Linked DNA regions of Homo sapiens: regions 1 and 3 are each linked to region 2. Evidence: chromatin loops called from intact Hi-C (ENCODE). Cell type or tissue: Calu3. All regions are shown on one strand. Each heading gives the region's core, and the rest is flanking DNA. Links, peaks and the distances in the headings are about the cores only.

Region 1 (6,435 bases), core at 728-5,727, 120 kb before region 2:
CTTGTGAAGAGCTTAGCACAGAGACCGGGACATTGGAAACAGTCAAAAATGGTAGAAGGAACCAAAAGGCAAAAGACGGAAAACAAACAACTCAGAAAAGTAATGTGCTGATCCATCAAGTGACCCGATTTCTATTTTATTCCACTTTGGCATGATCTGGCAACATTTTTTTTTTTTTAAACAAAAAGGAAAAGAGACTTGTAGGTCAGAGTCTTAACAACCAGTCTCTATAAACTTTATGCAGAAGAGCTGTATGAACTCGATGATTTCTGCTCTAAGCTGCTGAACTAAAATTGACTTGCAAAATGACCTGCCTCTGCTCTGGCGACTGTCGCTTGTTCTGAAGGCAGGAGAGAATTTGGCTCCTTCGCTTATGATATCTACAGTAACCCATCAGCTGCTGCGCTGAAGGATGTGTTCAGCATTCCCCTTTCCCCTTTAATGTGCCATTAAATCAAATACTCTATTAGCAGAATTAGTTCATTCAGTGTCTGCACTGAAACGTCCTGTGAATTGCGTGTGTCTTCGTAAATGGCCCTGCACTCTGGGGTCTACTTCAGCAGTTTATATCCTGCGGAGGAGGGCCGAGCTGCCCAAGGATCTGACGGCCTTCCTCTAAGTGAAATATTACGGCTTCCACAAAGGATAATTATTTGGATCATTTTGCCATGTGCAGGCCTGGTTAATTCCAAGCACCGTTGATCAGGCTCTGGCCCAAAGCCTGCTATCCTCACACCTGCAGCCGGGACCTGCCTTGGCCACGGGCTTCCCACCTTCTCAGCTTCTCAGCTATGCATAGGTCCACTCTAGAGACTTGTTCCAAAATGCATGCTTTTCCTGAGAGTGAAAATATGGAAAAATTCCTTTCCCCAAAAGAATTTAGGGCAGGAACTTAGCGTGTCTCCATTTTTGTTTTCTGAGGCAAGAGCTGGGCTTAAAACTCAGCATCTATATTTCCATTCTCTCTTACTTACACTTGTCACCCAATACATGTGAAAGCAGGCAATGACAACTGCTGTGCCTCTGTCATAATAATCTCATGCTCTGAAAATTAGCAAGGATCTCAAGCACGCAATATCACATTCAGCCTGGGCATGTTGAGCACCAGCATGATTCTTCATCTGCCAGGGCTCTGGGCTGCTGCTGTGGGCACTCTGGCTGCTTTTCCTTTATGTCGAGTTGCATTTAGCCAAGGTGCATTTCATCTGTTATACTCTCTTTTACTAAAGCAGAAAGTCAGTATGTTAGGGGAGTATTTGCTCCATACCAGGTAAACCTTAGAATGGTGTACTGGTAAATGTTTGGCCTTTTTTCAGGGGATGGAGGGGAAAAGCCTGGTTTATAATGTCTGCCAATTTCCATGGTGTAAATACTGACACTGTGGCTGATTTCAAGCTACCAACATGACATTATTGAATACAGAGTTGGGAAGAAATGTTTGCAACACTCCCATTCCATCGTACTTCCATGAAAATAAACCTCAAGAGCCATATGTAATAGTTAACTATATAAAATGATTAGGATGGGATGAGTTTTGAATATTCATTATATCTTAAAATGTAACCCATTTAATTATAAGTTTATACAATTTAACTTTGATAATGACTGTGTTTAACAATGGACTTGCAAAATTCCTCAGAATTTAACAGCTGGCTCTCACAAGCTAATATAAGCCAGCTCCACACACCACTGAGTTTCAGGATAGAAAATATTTCTCATTTACAACTCAGTCCAGCATGGATATTTGACAGTGGCTCTCCACATGGTGACTCAGGGACCCAGGCTCTCTCCATTTTGAATCTCCATTCCTCTTAGGAGCCTCGGAACCCTTTGCTTCCAGCTTGGGGTTGGGGAAAGCACAGAAGTTTTCACATGGGTAGTTCTCATGGCCCAGACTTGGAAATGGTTTGTCACTTTTGTCCATATTCCATTGGTTGGAATTCTGTCACATGGCCACACCTGACAGCCAGGGAGTCTGGGAAATATAGTCTAGCTGTGTGCCCAAGAAAGACAGGAAATGGGGTGGATGAGCATCTAGCCCAATTCTGCCATACCACTGGGATTGACTCCTTCACTGGCTGATGTCAGAAAGCAGGTAGACTACGGAGGAAGAACAGCTGCCCACCTGTCCTTATTGAACATTCGAGAGTTTAACAGGCATGAGCAATGAAATTAATTGTTATGAATTTGGCAATTAATAAATAGAACTATGACTGTGTAGGAACCAGGATAAATGTTGTTTACTGTTACTGATGGGGCAGGATGCTGTGGCAGTTGCATGAGCTGGTCGAAGCTCAATGGTCCCTTCATCCACTCACCCACATATCCAATAAACCTTTAGTCAGGCTCTGTGTTAGCTTCTGGGGATGCAGATGTGCTTAGGACATGCTTATAGTCCAGTGAGGAAGAGAGAATCAGACAAGCCAAGGTCAAGTGAGTGTTCTAACCAATGAGAGAGCAGCTAAAATTATGGAACGTTATTCTCCTCCTTCTAAGGAGGAGACAGTTGATGTGGTTCTAGTTGGATGCATGGGTAGAATTTTCTAGGTATAGAAGGGGAAAGATATTCCAGGCAAGGGGAACAGCTTGTGCAAAAGTCGAGGGGAATGGCAGAGCATGGCTTGTTCCCGAAATGGCAAGAAACTCTGTGGCCAGAGATGGGGCTGAATAGATTGGCTATGTCAAATTGTAAAGAGCTTTCCATGGAGTGGATAGGGGTTTGGAATTTACCTGTAGGCCCATGCTTCTCAAACAGGGGACACCTACCTCCAGGGATACTCAGGGGTATGCCAGAAAGGATGTAAAGACAGCGAAAAGCTTCTTTATTTCTTCCCTTGATGGTAAGCAATTCAAAATGAGTTTTGAGAAGTCCTAGAAAAGAGTTCTTTTTGTCTCAGTAGAGTGGATATCATCTCAGTGGACTTCCATCTCAATGAACTGATACCAGTCCTGTGGTCAGTGCAACGCTATGCTCAGATGGGCTCGAGCTGAGCACGTGCTGCACCCCTGAGCCCCGGGGTGGGTGCCCACCCAAAGCCCAAGAGTTAAGAGAGGGGAAAGGGTGCTCTAGAGGAAAATCCAGACACGGGAACCAAGAAGGGGGAATGGCTGCCAGGTAGCCCAGCCAGCAGCTGACCCCTACAGGTGAAAAACAGCAGGTGGACAACTGTCCCTAGAACTGCCATTTGCAATAGAGAGCAGGCCAGGTATGAGAGAGAAAAAAATCATTTTCTTTCAGTTTTTGGTTCTTGAAATAATGGGAGGTCCAACAGAATAATGAAAGGGCTGTTTTTACAAGATAAAATCAGGTGGGAAGCTGGGGTGGGGCTGGTCCCGTCATCTCCAGCCCTTGAAATATAAACCAGCTCCCATCCTGTTTCCTCTCAGGCTCCTGGCCTGAGTAGCTTCTGGGCAAAGCCAGTGGCTTCATTGTGGTCACTGTAATTGTGCCAAGTCACGAACCTGTAGGCTGAGCCAGGAAGGCCCCAAAGCAGATAAGCCAGGCTGGCAACATGAGCGCCCCTCACCTCACATCCTGCCCCACAAATGGCTTGAGCAGGAACCACGAAGCCTGGAGCAGACTCGGCTGTGCTGCGTGCTCTTGGGAAAAGACCCACAGCCAAGCCAAGACCACAGTCTGAAGACCCTGAGCCCCACGGAAAGGCATTATTTGTGAGGCCTCCACGTTGGGGGTGTGGTAGGGAGAGCAAGATTTTGAAATCAGAGAGCCTAAAGTGGAATCCCAGTTGTACCCTCTGGGATTGTCTGGAGACAAGCGGCTTTAGCTCTGGAACTCAGCTCCCTTGCACATACGTGCAGATGACAACGCCTGCCCTTCAAGGTTGTGAAGATTCATCAAGACCACATGAGTGAAGCACCTGGCATCAGGTGTGGCACAAAGCAGGTGCTCAGGAAATGCCAATCTGCTTAATAATAAGAAGAGAGGCCGGGAGTGGCAGCTCATGCCTGTAATCCCAGCACTTTGGGAGGCTGAGGTGGGCAGACCTCCCAAAGTCCTGGGATGACAGGAGTTGGAGACCAGCCTAGCCAACATGGTAAAACTCTGTCTCTACAAAAAATACTAAAAGTTAGCCGGGCGTGGTGGCATGTGCCTGTAATTCCAGCTACTTGGGAGGCTGAGGCAGGAGAATCGCTTGAACTGGGAGGTGGAGGTTGCAGTGAGCTGAGATCATGCCACTACACTCCAGCCTGGGCAACAGAGCCAGGCTCTGTCAAAAAAAAGAAGAAGAAAAATGAGGAGGAAGAGGGAGGAGGAAGAAGAAGGAGGAAGGAGGAAGGAGATGACACCTAGGAGTGGTTACTATGTACACTCAGTGCCTTCCCATTCCTTATCTCACTTAATCCCAATGACTGTCTGATGCAAGTCCCATTGTTATTCTCACCTGACAGCTGCAGACGTGGAAGCTCACAGAGGTGGAGTCATCGCCCAGGGTTACACACCTGATGAGCAGAGAGCTGGGATTCGAACCCAGGCAGCTGGGGGCTGAGGAGGCCGAGGGAGAAGCAGCTGGTGATGAAGCCTAGAAACGAATCAGGTCTGCTTCCTTGCTTGGCATTCGGTGCCATTGACAGCAGCCTCCCCTCAGCAAGCAAAACTTGCTCCAAATTGAGCTGCGAGTTTCTTGCAGGGTGGAGCTGCCCTCGGCTGAGTGGAGCCAGGAGGGTGAAGCAGGAGTGTGAACGGTGTGAAGCACCCATTACAAATTTCTGGCCGCCATCCTAATTTTAGAGGCTTCATGTTTCAATATGAAATGCTGTTGTTCGTGCCACAAAAGGAGGAAACAAACAGAATCGTGCCAGGAGAAACCCCCTCCCCCACCAAGTTTGATGCTGTAAAAATGTCTAATGGGGAAATCTTTTCAGTGGTAAATTACCCCACTGCCTTCTTTTCCTCTTATTTTGCATCGGAAGCTCTCCTCAGTTCCTACTGGAAGATGTTCAAGGCTGGGCCAGGAGAATTCTAGAGACTTTTTCCCCTAATAGGCACCGTGTTTGTGGAGAAGTCCACTAAGAATCCCAGACTTGACATAGCCCTGGCATTCAGCGGCCGCCTCACTCCCATGTGGAGTGAAAACCAGGAAGACAGCAGAAGGTGGCAAACCCACTGTCAAGAACCAGAGTAGCAATTTCTTGCCATTGTAGTGATAAATTGCTACACTGGCTGAACTAAAAATTGTAATAATAATAACAATTAACATTTATGCAGCATGTACAATGCTCCAGTAAAATATTCTTTTAAGGTCACAATGTACCTTTATCATGATGTTGTCATAATGTATCCACAATAATAGCAGCACTAGCTAACATTTATTGAATAATTACTGTGGTTACTTTATCTGCATCATCACATTAATCTTTAAAACTTCACAACAATGCTTTGAGCCTGGTGCTTTTATTATTCCCATTGTACAGTTAATAAAACAGGTTTACGTAGTTAGTGGCTGAGCTGGGTTGCAGACTCAGGCACGTCTGAATCCGGAGCTGGGGTTCTTACCCACTCCAGTGACTGCCTCTCAGAAAAGAACAGGGCAATGTCCATTCTCCTTTTATTTTCTTTAAGCACCTGATCATTCTAAAAGCATGTGTTCCTCCGTGTGTGTGAGTTGTGTACACGTGTGTGTGTGTTCCTTTCTTTTCTCGGACTCCAGGCTCATGACTGCTTATTTGCATGGTGTTTTGGTGTCAAAGGAGTGTTGAATGTGTTCTCCACACACCCAGCTTTATTCCACTCTAGGAGTTTAACTTCTTCAGCATTGTTATGAGGTCCCCGGTGACCTCAGTTTCTCCTCTCCGCGTCATCCAGGACTTCACCTGAAGCTTGAGCTACACGTAAGACTTCATCTACCTTGCACAGGGCAATGGAGAGAGGTAAGTTTCTGGGACCAGAGGGGTGTTGTCTTATCCTCGGTAGAGGGAGTGCAGAGGAGGGATGGAAAGGACAGGAGAGGACTGACTTCAGAAGGGGTCAACTGGGATCGTTCCAGGCAAACTAGATTTGTGTCACTCTGCTTAGCTCCCTTCTTACAAACGGATGTGAGAATACATCTTCGCCATCCCTTGGCCTGTGAGGCTGGCCCCATTACTGAATGTGTGGAACTGAGAGGTGCACTGAGTAGAAGCAGTAACAGGCAGCAGGTGCTTAACTGTTGGCTGGCTTTTTCTTGGCTTTTTCCTCTCACTCGTTGAAGGTGCAATGCCTCATCTTGATACTGGATCATTTCTTCTGTAACTACCAAGTTTTGTAGATTTGCCTCCTGGAATCTATGATGCTTCTGTGAGATTCCTCCTTCAATGAAATGAGGGATAATTAAGTAGCCTGCTGCATCCAACCTCAGCCTGCCTTCCTGTGAGGTGTCTACGTGTGCCTGTGCACACACACGCCCGCGCACACACAGGCATGCACACACATGTGCA
Region 2 (6,161 bases), core at 1,162-6,161:
GTGACCTCATCAGTGGTCAACAAGCATTTGTTGTGTGCCTATTATATGCAAAGAATCCAAATAAGCATTTGGTTTTAATTCATCACAGTACTGCGCAGCAGAACAGTGTTCAATTCAGGGCAAGGAGGCTGGTGTGAGGCTTGGTTAGGTAACTCACTACCCTAAGGCTTTGGGGACAAATTATTCAGCCTGTTTCCTAATCGGGAAAATGGTAATGAATAACAGAACTTACTTCATAGGGTTGTTATAAGAATTGAATGAAAAGTGCACAGCATGACAAATAGTAAACACTCAGTAAATGTTAGCTATTACTATTACTAGTCTGACTTAAACTGTTATCATCACATTTGATGTGATAAAGAACACAAGGTTTTCTAAATAGACTCCCATGGGAGCTGGGAGGGGAGGGTAGTAGATGAGAATCTGCTTATTTGTTGGAATTTTCTCCTCCACGAAAGCAGCTGTCTTTAACCAGCATACACTAGTGTCATTAATTTTCTCCTTTGAGAGTACCTGTGTGACACTTTCCTCAAACAAGAAGTAAATTGCAGTTCAAGCTACAAAATGGCACCTGCTTTTACTCTAGCAGGAGTGATATTTTTATATTAGAAAGTTGAGGCCAATAAACAGAAAACAGACAAGGGCTGTGCTATATTGCCTCTCCGAGTAATGGATAACAAAAAAGAAAACTGAAAAGAAAAAAAAAAAAAAAAAAGAGGAGAGAAACCTAGGGAAACACCTTCCAAAGTTCCAGCATTAAGAAAGGTACTTAAGAGATGGGCTTTGGGAGCAGTTTCTATATTCACGCCTTTGCACATAGTCAAGTGTTTTGGCTTGCTCAACTTCCAGCCCCTCTCTCAACACTGAAGACCTAAACTGAGCAGTGGTATGACTAAGGCGACTTTCTGCATTTACAGTTCCTTTCATTTTGGGGACTCAAAGCACTCAAGTTAACATAATCATACAACTTTAAATAAACAGGGAGTAAAAGTTAACAAAAAGGACAAAAGCTAAATTATGATTAGATTTGGCAGCAACTGTGAAACTTCCCACTTACTTGCACAAATTTTTGATCTGCCCAAGGCGACAGCTAGAATGCTTTCAAGATCAGATGCAGGAAAGGCTTCTCTGATATTACGCAAGTGGAATGCAGGGCAGCAGTGATTTGAGATGTTTCACTGGAAAGTGAAAGTAGATCACTTGCCCCAAGCTGCCCGAGGAGGCACCTGTGCCTCTTATTTGAGGTCACAACACTGAACACAAGGGAAGAAAGGAAGGAAACATCTAAGGACAATGTACCACAACTCAACTTTCTTATTATTCACAATCTCACTCAATTCTGTTATAACAATAAAATCCAATCTACTTGTTGATAGTATTATGGGATATACTAACTGTATAAAGGCATTTTCTCTACCAGGTTTACTAGTCAAGCTCTTTTCTTCTTAAATCTCATGTCTTGAGATATTGTGGGGTGCCAAATCAGTTAATTAACAAATATTTACTGGATCCACACCATATAATGTGTACCATGCTGGCAATAAATAATATGTTTGTGTATAAGTAATGGTAGAACAGATTCTACTAGCAGAAACAAGAAAAAGCCCCTCAAACATAGCATTAATGAAATGTCATTCCATGCTACTGTGATCATATGATTTTTAAAGTATTTATCTCATCATAAAATAGTATGCTATCAGAGGTTCTAACAGATATTCTGGAAGAACTCAACTATAAAGCAGTAGGCGTATAATAAACTGGCTAAAGCTGAGATGTCTAGAAATCTCTTGTTCCCAATCCAGAGTATAAACTGTTGTGCATTTGAGTATATATTAAACTTGTATAATAATATTTTAACAATGTAGTACTTATTGTTTCTCTGTATTTTTGAATACTAAGTATATTACTATAAATAAGATCATATTCATCAAATGTTTTTATTTTATATATATATACAGTGTACACACACACACACACACACAAAGTATTCTTTCAACCTTTGAGTGAAGCTGTGTTTTCCATGGCTTGATCATGTTTTGATCTCCACTCTTCACCACCTCTTTCTTTACCATGTGGATTGCTTTCAATAGTCATGAACCTACTGAACTCAAGAGAAGCAAAAGTGATCTCTATATGGTGTGTGTCTATAACTCCAACAAATGAAATACAAATGACTGATTTATCTGAAATTTAGAACTTTAAAAATTCTCACAATGCTTCACTCAGTCTCACTGATGAAGTTCAAGCTCTTAAACAACATGTATATTAGGGTTAATTTTCTTCTAATGGCTGAACTGCAAATCTGAATTCATAATATCTAACTCAGTTCTATTTTAAATTATGACCCTGGATAGTACCAGTCTATGAATAAGTAGCAAGTAGTAGAGTGCAGAAATTACATGAAATTATATAAAAAGTAGAAATCATAAGAACTAAGAGTGAGCCTTTGTACACATTTAAGAAACAGTTGAATGGATGCCCTACTCTTTGTGCAAGGCTATATTCAAAGTGGTTGTGTAATGATAGCAAAAAGTGAAACAAAACAAAACATGAAACAAAAACGAAACCCCATATATATGGATTTCACCTACACATGGTTGAAAAGTGATTTCTTTTTCCCATGGTCCTATAATACTTTATGTAATTATCTGTAATTAAATTAGCACACAGTAAAAATAATCAGCTTCCAATAAAATAAAGTATTCAAAACAATTGCTGGACTAAATGACATTCTTTTTCTATGAAAGAAAGTGTCATATGCAGCAAAGTGGCAAAAATAGAACGGAGTGAGCTGTGTTAAGTGTAAATCCTAAAGCAATGAAAGTCATTTGTATTATCCTTACTTCTTTGAATAAATTCAGATGACAGCCCTATTTCATTTCTTCATTCAGTTTGGCGGCCAGATGGCATTAGAATCATTTACTTCACCTTGTTGTGCTTAATTACTACAATCAACACACTATTTTCCAAATTAATCATAACAAAGTAATTTCATTAGTAACACAGCAGGCTGTTGAATTATTAGCATCATAACAGTTTGCAAACAATTAAACTTTATTTGAACCTTAAAAATTTGCAGAGTGGAACATTATTGTAAGATCTAATGGCAATAGAGTACAAATTCAGTACAGAGCAAATAATCAAGCAAAATGCTATATAAAATATGACTTACAATCACCTTTGAAAAAAATTAGCTCTCTAACTGTTCACAGAAAAACAAATAAAAGCTAAGCAAACATAATGAGACCATAGCAATTAGCATATTTTCTAACAAGCCATGTTGTTTAAATTTATATTAATGATATTATTATGATCTTGAAGAGTATGTGATATATTGTCAAGGGTGTAAAGAAAACTCTCCCTGGTTTGTATACAAATGATTTCATCAAATGAATATAAAGCAGTCATGAATTGAAAGTAATGATTATTTGTCCTGTCACTCCAGTTTTAAGTCTTTTCTTTCCTTTCTTATGTCTCCCACCTATATTCAAGTTTTAAAAGAACAAAGGCCGGTGGAGATCTGAACAGAAATAACACCTTATTTCTGTATTGTCACTGTTCACGAGACTATCTGGCTTGGAACTGTTGGTCATCAGTTGGCAAAGGACTCCCTCTCCTGGATTAACTGTAAAAGGAGGCAGAAATCTAGATGCTTTCCATCATGGGCGAGTTTGTGCCATGGGGGAAGGGTTTCAAGAGGTTTTGTCTGCAATGAAAAGCTGCTGCCATCTACTGGCCTAGGACTAAAAACTTCTTTTCAACCCAAAGCACAAACCCAAATCCACAAAGGCTACATTGTCATGGGAAACAACGGCTTTTGCTTTTCAGCTGCTCAAGTTTTGAAAACCAGTCCACTAAAGTCGTCTTTGGTTGTCTAACTTTTGCCAAGATAATTTCAGTCTATTTCAATGGCACTATATGAGGAAAAGGTAAGAACTGCACAAATGTAACTTCTGAAAACTTTAACTTCACAATGTCTCTCTATATAAACTTGTTTACTCACAATCCCTAAAATCAAATTTCTTTTTTTTTTTCACATTTGAGATTGGATGATCATGATATTGAGGGGGTAATGGTAAAGCAGACCCTCTCAAACACTGCTTATAAACAGTTTTACACAAATAATGGAGATTTTAAAATATTACCAGCTCAGATACATGTTTAGAATCTTTATAAAGCAAAGATATTGAAAAGTTCCATAAAGATAATACCTGATAGGTAATGATTCAATATTAGGAGTTTATGTGTAGTCCAAATAATTATCTAACCAGCAATGCATTTTGACATATGTTAAGGCTACATTGGTATCTCATAGGTATTTTAAACACCTCTGATTTCAAATATACATGAAAAGGTAATTATATGATTCTACAAATCTTGCTCAGGCAGCACAGAGTATAACTCAAATGTCAGGCTAACACTACCTTTCTACTCACCTGTTGGTACATGCTACCACTGGGATTTCTACACTCTCCTCTGCAAACCCTTCCTTTCTTTTCAGTGCTCTGAGAAGTATATAGAAAAGCCTCAAATCTGCTGTTCTGCAGTGGGATGTAAATAGTATAGCAATAAGGCAAGATAAGAGAGTGCTTGGTTATGCCTTTTTACTTTGAGAATACACTGAGATTCTGTTTTTTTTTTTTTTTTTTTCTGAGATGGAGTCTCACTCTGTCGCCCAGGCTGGAGTGCAGTGGCGCGATCTTGGCTCACTGCAACCTCTGCCTACCTTGTTCAAGCAATTCTCGTGCCTTGGCCTCCCAAGTAGCTGGGACTGCAGGTGAACATTACCACACTTGGCTAATTTTTAGTAGAGACAGGGTTTCACCATGTTGGCCTGGCTGGGAGATTCTTTATACCATTTTGTTAGTGGTAGGGTGGTATTTCTTAGGAATTTTTTGTTTCATTAAATTTAAACAAAAGTACAGTAGAAAATGTTGCCAGGCCCATCATCGCACCAGGATATTTGTACGGTAAAATGCTTTGCATGAGTCATACTTCTGGTACGCACTTCTGTTGCAGGTGACAGCACACTGCCATTTGCAACTTCATCATTTTTTCTTTCTTGCGGCTGTACTTAATAGGAATTAAATGTGTGAAAATAAATAATAACAATAAAGTTATCTATAAAGTTTGAACATTCTTTAGCATTCTTTGTTTAGCAACCACATTCTTCAGCATCTACCAAAAAAAACTCGCATGATACACTAAATTTAAAATGCTATGAAATTATACATTACTCTCTAAAAATAATTGATGTCCAATGATTAAGAAACATTACAAATCACACCAGAAGTAGCAATAGTAGCATACTATGCTATAGTAGACTATATGTTACGTATAAAATAGTGATGAATTCTTCACACAAATCAAATGGGTAAATAAAAACTATAATTATTTCTTTGCAAAATAGCAACAGGTATAACTTAACTGGTTGCATCTAATTTACATTAATATCCTTCATTTAATTTCACATCAGAGGAATATTTTAATGAGCGACTGCATAAAATAACAGTCAAAGATAAGTAATGTTTAATAAAACAAGGAGAGGTTAGGAGCTGTCACTCGTGCTTTCATGACGCTTCTAAATCCAAAGCATTTGCAGACAAGCAGAAGAATTTTCCTTTTCTGCAGGAGAAAGGGAAAGCTGCATTTTAATTTTTGATTCAGCTGAAACTTGATTTTTCCTGCTTAAAAAAATTACACTTTTAGCCAAGGAAAAATGTATTTTTACTCAACATTTTGTCAATTCAACTCTTCAGAAAGGCCATAAAAAGTGGTATTTTACTGAAAAGGAGGAAGTTTGGGAAAACAGCTGGTTACTATCAAAAGAACTTTCTCTAAATAATCTATTCATTTCCAAAGTAAATTCCATAAAGTTTTTATTTTAAAAATTCTTATTTTAAAAATTAAACCAGATCAAACAAAACAAAAAAGATTTCGGGGCACAATCTTTGTGTTATCAGAAAACTCTAAAGACTTTTAAAAAGGCAAAGACTCATAACGAAGAGACCAAGAGAACATATGAGCTATTACAGAATATTGGATTAAAATGTACTTACCCAGGACTCTCAAATATCATACATCTCCATTATGTAGGCTTTAGGCACCAAGCCAATGGCTCCCTTCATTTCTCCTACCCACCAGCCATATCTATTGTATTC
Region 3 (6,435 bases), core at 586-5,585, 160 kb before region 2:
TGCCTGACTGCAGCAGACAGCTGCCTAGTTAAGGCAAATTTTACAGTTAAATTGTGTTCTGCTTGGGAATTGGAAACTACTGCAGAAGGACAAATGCAAATGCAATTCCAGTGCAGGGCAGGAGCTTGTTAAGAGACAGCCCTGCTGCAAAACCTGAAATCTCCCTGGTTTCTGTTCAACTATTGCTTTGGGGAAACTCATGGGCCATTTTCTGAGGGGCTTTAAGGGAGGGAGGACAGAAGTAGCTTCAGTGCAATATGAATAACATGGGCTTTGGGGTGTGACCATGTCCATGTTATTACAAGCACAAGCATCAACCTGCCTGGTTTTAAATGCTGGCTCTACCACTTACAGGCTGGATAACCTTGGGCAAGTTACTTTAAATCTCTGAGCCTCAGTTTCCTCATCTGTAAGCTCTAAATAATAATACTTACCTTGTTAGAAGTTAAAAATACATAGATATAAAAACCTTAGCCCAGTGCTTGACATATAAGCCTTCAATCAATGCTAGCAATTTCACCATTATTATTACTGAATAATTGTGAGACCTTGAGCAAGTCACTTAACCTCATGGTGTCCTTTTCTCCATTTCTTGGGGGTGGTTTTGTGAGCATTAAGTAAAAAAAAAAAAAAAAAAATCTATGAAGCATTTGGCACAGGATGGGCCCTTCATAGGTGCTAGCTATTACTGTTATTATTATAAATAGCTGGATATAAACAAATTTGCTTCGCATACCTTAGGGTAGTGGGTACCTGCTGGTGAGGGCTCCCTGGAGAGCCAAATACATCCAAAAGAGCAAGAAAAGGACAAAGTCAGCATAAAGTTTAAGAGAAAAGGTCAAGTAAGACGGACCTGGTTTTCCAGTAAATGATCTGACCTCCCTCCAATGCGGCTTCCTTCTCTGTGAAATAGGGATCGCAATGACAATAGCCCTTCTGCGGAGTTGTGGTGAGGACCACCGTGCTTGTCAAGTGCTCAGACAGGAACTCTGACACACGGTCAGTGCCCATAAAATGTAGCTGTTGGTATTGAGAATGGTGGGCGGGCGGCAGGGTTAGTGCAGGATTATTGGGAAAGGGTTGAAGAGAGTGGGGAGGAGGGAAGGGGTGGGAAGAACAGGAGGGGGAGAGAGTTTTGCTGAACACCACCTAATAGAGATCCTAACTTGGAGGAGACAACCCTGTGTTTTGTCTGAGACTGCCTTTACCCTTCATGTGTCCCCTGAATGCATCTCTCATGGTGCCAAGAATAATGTCTTTTACAGAGGAGGTCATCAACAGATATTGATGGAATTAGAGGTTACCTCAGAGAGAGGATATGTGTTTGATCACTTCTTCAAGGTTCTGGAACTCAAGACCATGGTGTTCCAAAAAATGTTCATGTCTGGGATGGGTGTATGAGGTAGGGGGAGTCTCGGAATGCCAGCCATTCTTTCCCACCCATTACTGTGAACCAGAAGGATCTAATACATCTCCATGGGTAATGGTTTGATTCTTGACCAAAGAGGGTGGCACAAACCCAGAAGTGAGTCTTGTGAGAGCAACAGTCGAGCTCATTCAAAGTTCATTTGCAGCATATGCGGGGTGTCCCCACAACCTGGCAAGTCACAATTTAAAAGGAGACAGCAACACAGAAAGAAAGGAGTGAGTTTTACTCAGTGTGGTGCTGGGTGAGCCTGCACACTCGCAGGCCCGCTGCAAGAAAAGCTCTGTGAGTCTGGGATAGAGCTGAGTTCTACATCATCTGCTCATTGGCCAAATTGCAATGGGAAGGAAGGGCTGTTTATTTTCCTCCCAGAACAGGAATTCTCAGAAAATCGATTCTCCCTCATTGACAATGCATACTAAGTGATTGAAAGGCCATTAAACCCATTAATGGGGTGCTCTTTAAATAAAATAAGTCCCTAAAAGGGATCTTAGACTTGGCAAAGTCAGTAGAGCTGACAGTGTGCTGGGCCTGCCCAGGGACTGTAAATATACCAGAACAAATATAGGAGAGCAGGAGGGGGGCATGCAGACAGAGGATAAGGGAGGCAGTGACGACGAATAGCGTGGTGCACAAAGGACAAATGTTGCCAGACAAGCTTAATGGCTTTTATTTTATTTTTGACAGCATTTACAAAATGAGTAAATGAAGGGAAGTTTGCATCTTGATTTCAGTTAAACATTTGGCATTGCATCCCACCAAATTTCATGCACAAAATTAATTCAAATTGTTTTGGATGGAAGTGTGGTCACATGGGTGAAACTTGGCTGGCACTCCCTCCCTGAGCAGCAGGGGGAAGAAGGCGCCCCCTGCTGCGGTCAGCATGGTGGCAGAGCCTTGTTCTAATTCTCATCATAAACTGGGCTCCTCATTCTCTGGCTCCCCCTCTAATAATAATAATGATAATAATAATAATAACTTACATTAATTGATCACATACAAGTTCACGACATTTTATCTTATTAAGATAAAGTTAATCGGCCGGGCGCGGTGGCTCACGCCTGTAATCCCAGCACTTTGGGAGGCCGAGGTGGGCGGATCACGAGGTCAGGAGATCGAGACCATCCTGGCTAACACGGTGAAACACTGTCTCTACTAAAAATACAAAAAAATTAGCCGGGCGTGGTGGCGGGCACCTGTAGTCCCAGCTACTCAGGAGGCTGAGGCAGGAGAATGGCGTGAACCCGGAAGGCAGAGCTTGCAGTGAGCGGAGATCGCACCACTGCACTCCAGCCTGGGTCACAGAGCGAGACTCCGTCTCAAAAAAAAAAAAAAAAAAAAAAAAAAAGTTAACATTTCTCCGTAGTTCTTTTGGCCCCAGACATTTCTCTTTACTCTGTCTTCCTTTTTAAGCAGCTGTGTCGATCACCTCTGGGGACAAATGGGATAGAGTGTAGAGGATGTGGGGTCATGGGCAAATGTTTGGGAGAAACAAGAAAAGGCTTCGCTCCTCAGATGAGAAAGAATTTTTCGTGAGAGGCGATGTGAGCAGACAGGATGGAGGGCGAGGGTGGGGCCGTGCACCTGCTTTCCTAGGCAGAGGGACTGCCTGCAGGTACCACAGCCCAGACAGGGAGTGGCCTGGGGAATCCCCACAGAGACTCCTGCCACCTGCATGGTTCAGAGCCAGAGCAGCCAGGTCCAGATGGACCATTTGGGCAAGAATGTAGACCCTCGGGCAGCGACATTGCAGACTGAGTGGGGTGAGCTGGCTGCCTGCTGTGCCGTCTTTTCATAGAAAATGAGTTGAGTTATGAGAATTTTTTTCTGGCACACCTAAGATTGTGGAGGCATTATTAGCTCAGTGAGTCTGCACCGAAATGCTGTAACGGACAGTTCGGAAAATGGAGGCAAAGGCAGGTAAAGCAGTGGAGCCAGACGGGAACTAACGCAGGAATGCAGGAGCCCCTCTGCTGAGATTCTGCCCACCCCCAAGGGCAGTGAGAGCTTCCTGGTTCTATCCAAGTTACTCTTTCATCGAAGGGAAGGACCACTTGGTAACTATGGTGAATGCAAATAAACAGCCCCTCTGAAGAAGGCACTGATATTCCTGAAGCTCTGTTTCTTTTTCTGGTGCTGCCCCATAAAAAGCTGATCTCATTCCCTCATTCATTGATTCTTTTGTTTATTCAGTGACCTGTGTTGAGAACCTATTATATGTCAGGCGCTGGGCAGACAAGCCTAAGTCAGGCACAGCCTCAGCTCTCCGAGAGCTTGGGTGCTGGTAAGGGTGTACACACACATAGGCAGTTTTTTTTCAGGGTTATTTTTACTTTTTTAAATGTCCTGAACATGCTCCCTTCGTTGATCTATCTCAAATAGCATTTAACTAAATCTTTTTTTTTTTTTTTTGAGACGTAGTCTCACTCTGTCGCCCAGGCCAGAGTGCAGTGGCGAGATCTCGACTCACTGCAAGCTCTGCCTTCCGAGTTCACGCCATTCTTCTGCCTCAGCCTCCTGCGTAGCTGGGACTACAGGCGCCGGCCACCACGCCCAGCTAATTTTTTGTATTTTTAGTAGAGACGGGGTTTCACTGTGTTAGCCAGGATGGTATCGATCTCCTGACCTCGTGATGCCCCCGCCTCGGCCTCCCAAAGTGCTGGGATTACAGGCGTGAGCCACCGCCCCCGGCCTAACTTAATTTTTAAAATGTATCAGATTCAAAGTTTAATATTTGATTTTTTAAAAACCAGTAAACTCAACATATATTTGGTCAATTGAGTTTTGACAAAGGTTTCAAGGCAAACCAATTGGAAAAGGACAGTTTTATTAAATAAATGGTGCAGAAACAACTGGATATCTATTTTTTTAAAAAGAATCTTGACTCTTACCCCACACTATCACTTAAATGTAAAAGTTGAAATTATAAAACTTATAGAAGAAAAGATAGGAGTAAATCTCCATGATCTTGTCTTACGTAAAGTTTTCCTAGGACACAAAAAGCACTAATCATTTTTGTAAAAAGATAAATTTAACCTGATAAAATTAAAAATGTTGATTACTTGAAAGACTTTATAAGAAAATGAATAGGCAAATAAGATATTCACAAAACATATATATGACAAAAAGCATGTATCCAGAATATATGAAGAACTCTTACAATTCAATAACAGGAAAAATAACTCAGTTTTTAAAATAGACAAAAATATGAACAGTAACTGATATGGTTTGGATTTATGTCCCTGCCCAAATCTCATGTCGAATTATAATCCCCATGTTGGAGGAGGGGCCTGGTGGGAGGTGATTGGATCATGGGGGCGGATTTCGCCCTTGATGTTCTTGTGATAGTGAGTGAGTTCTCGTGAGATCTGGTTATTGAAAAGTGTGTAGCACTCCCCCTTCTCTCTTTATTCCTCCTCTGAAGTAGCAAAATGTGTCTACTTCCCCTTTGGCTTCGGCCATGATTTTAAGTTCCATGAGACCTCCCCAGCCATGCTTCCTGTACAGCCTGTGGAACTGTGAGTCACTTAAACCTCTTTTCTTTATAAATTACCCAGTCTCAGGTAGTTCTTTATAGCAATGCAAGAATGGACTAATGCAGTAACTTCACAAAAGAAAATATATAAATGGCCAAAAGCACATGAAAAGATGCTTAACATCACTAGTCATCAAGGAAATAGAAATTAAAACCACAACAAGGTATCACTACATACCTTGAGAATGGTTAAAATTTAAAAAGACTCACAATCCAAGGTGTTGGTGAGGATGTGGAACAATGAGAATGCTCATACATTGTTGGTGGAGATACAAAAATGGTCCAACTGCTTTGGAAAACAGTTTAGTAATTTCTTATAAAGTTAAATATACTGTTACTATATTACTCAACAATTCCACTACAGTTCTTGTTAGTTAACTGAAAGAAACCAAAACATATGTCCACACAAAAATTTATGCATGAATTTATTGATAATCATTACAAACTGGATGTTTCCAGTTTGCCCAAATGTGTATCAACCATTGAGTGGAGAAGCAAATTGTAGGATATCCACACAATGGATGTCCTTTTCCTACTCAGCAGTGAAAAGAAAAGGACTGCTGATGCCTGAAGCAAAACAGATGAATCTCAAATACATGATGCAGAGTGGAAGAAGCCAGATACCAAAGACCACATAATATTAATATGAGTTCATTTATATTAACTCATAGAAAAGGTAAAACTAATCTACGGTAGCAGAAAGCAGAGCAGTGGTCTCGGGGTTAGGGATGGGGGAGAATGACTACAAAAGTACACAGGAAAGCTTTTTGGTGATAGTAGTAGGCTGTTTCTTGATTGGGATGATGGTTACATGATGGGTGTACACAGCTGTCAAGACTCATTGAACTATCTACTTAAAGTGGAGGCATTTGTGTAGAGTTAGACCTCAAAAAATGGATTTAAAAATAACAAACCAGTAAAAAGTAATAAAAAAATTTGAATAAATAATCACATTTTATTTTTATCAAGGGTTCAAAATATATACACTAATTCCTTAACCAAATTTTCTCATAAAATAGAACAGTGTTACATGTAAGAAAAGCTCCTCATCTTGGCCATGTTCTCACTGCTATGTAAGGCATTTGAAGGTGAATGATACATTCACCGTCAAAATCAGAAACAGCAGGGGAGGAAGAGCTCCCTTAAAATCCTTGAGGGAATCATTCAATTCCTACTTATTGCCTTTTTTTTTTCCTTCCCAAGTGCCCAGGAGAGGTAGGACACTGGCCATTTATCTACATAGTGCCATGAAACTCACAAATATTCAATCTGCTGCCTCCCCTCTCCTTCCAGATTTCCACAGTGGTATAGAGTGTGAGACTGACTGGCTTCCCATTAGAGCCAGGAGAAGGGAAAAGGAATTTCCACACTGGCTTAAGAAAAGTACTGTCTGATGAAGAGTCAGCTTATTTTATTAACTGATGAAATGGCAAAAAGTTTATAATTAAACATACTATGTTTTGCTTTGAACATT

The links. Peaks named below come from ENCODE experiments on the same cell type or tissue, not always from the same donor. Only the 100,000 strongest peaks of a DNase experiment are listed, where the experiment ranks them.
Region 1: it touches region 2 in a loop (4-fold over the local background); 4 of 110 quality-filtered maps call a loop at or near these places.
Region 3: it touches region 2 in a loop (5-fold over the local background); 22 of 110 quality-filtered maps call a loop at or near these places.

The regions. Positions count from the first base shown.
Region 1 is chr7:26,546,322-26,552,756 of GRCh38, forward strand. LINC03095 (long intergenic non-protein coding RNA 3095) reads left to right here and starts at 5,518. Exons shown (of 3, transcript NR_184281.1): 1 at 5,518-5,889. It overlaps LOC124901605 (a long non-coding RNA gene), which reads right to left and starts at 4,672. Exons shown (of 2, transcript XR_007060263.1): 1 at 4,404-4,672. RefSeq lists an enhancer at 3,498-4,697. In Calu3, for the core only: CTCF peaks have their summits at 2,996 and 3,200; DNase peaks (open chromatin) are centred at 3,440, 3,870 and 4,440.
Region 2 is chr7:26,664,032-26,670,192 of GRCh38, forward strand. SKAP2 (src kinase associated phosphoprotein 2) reads right to left here. Exons shown (of 13, transcript NM_003930.5): 12 at 6,060-6,161; 13 at 3,037-5,625. The coding sequence ends at 6,069. Among named protein-coding and RNA genes, the nearest start is that of LINC02860, 29 kb to the left of the region's middle. In Calu3, for the core only: a CTCF peak has its summit at 3,709 (motif pointing left); DNase peaks (open chromatin) are centred at 1,180, 3,690 and 4,980.
Region 3 is chr7:26,505,581-26,512,015 of GRCh38, forward strand. The region is part of intron 4 of LINC02981 (long intergenic non-protein coding RNA 2981); the gene reads left to right. Among named protein-coding and RNA genes, the nearest start is that of KIAA0087, 30 kb to the right of the region's middle. RefSeq lists enhancers at 2,663-3,163, 3,164-3,664. In Calu3, for the core only: no CTCF peak of the experiment used is centred there; DNase peaks (open chromatin) are centred at 3,041, 3,421, 3,591 and 4,021.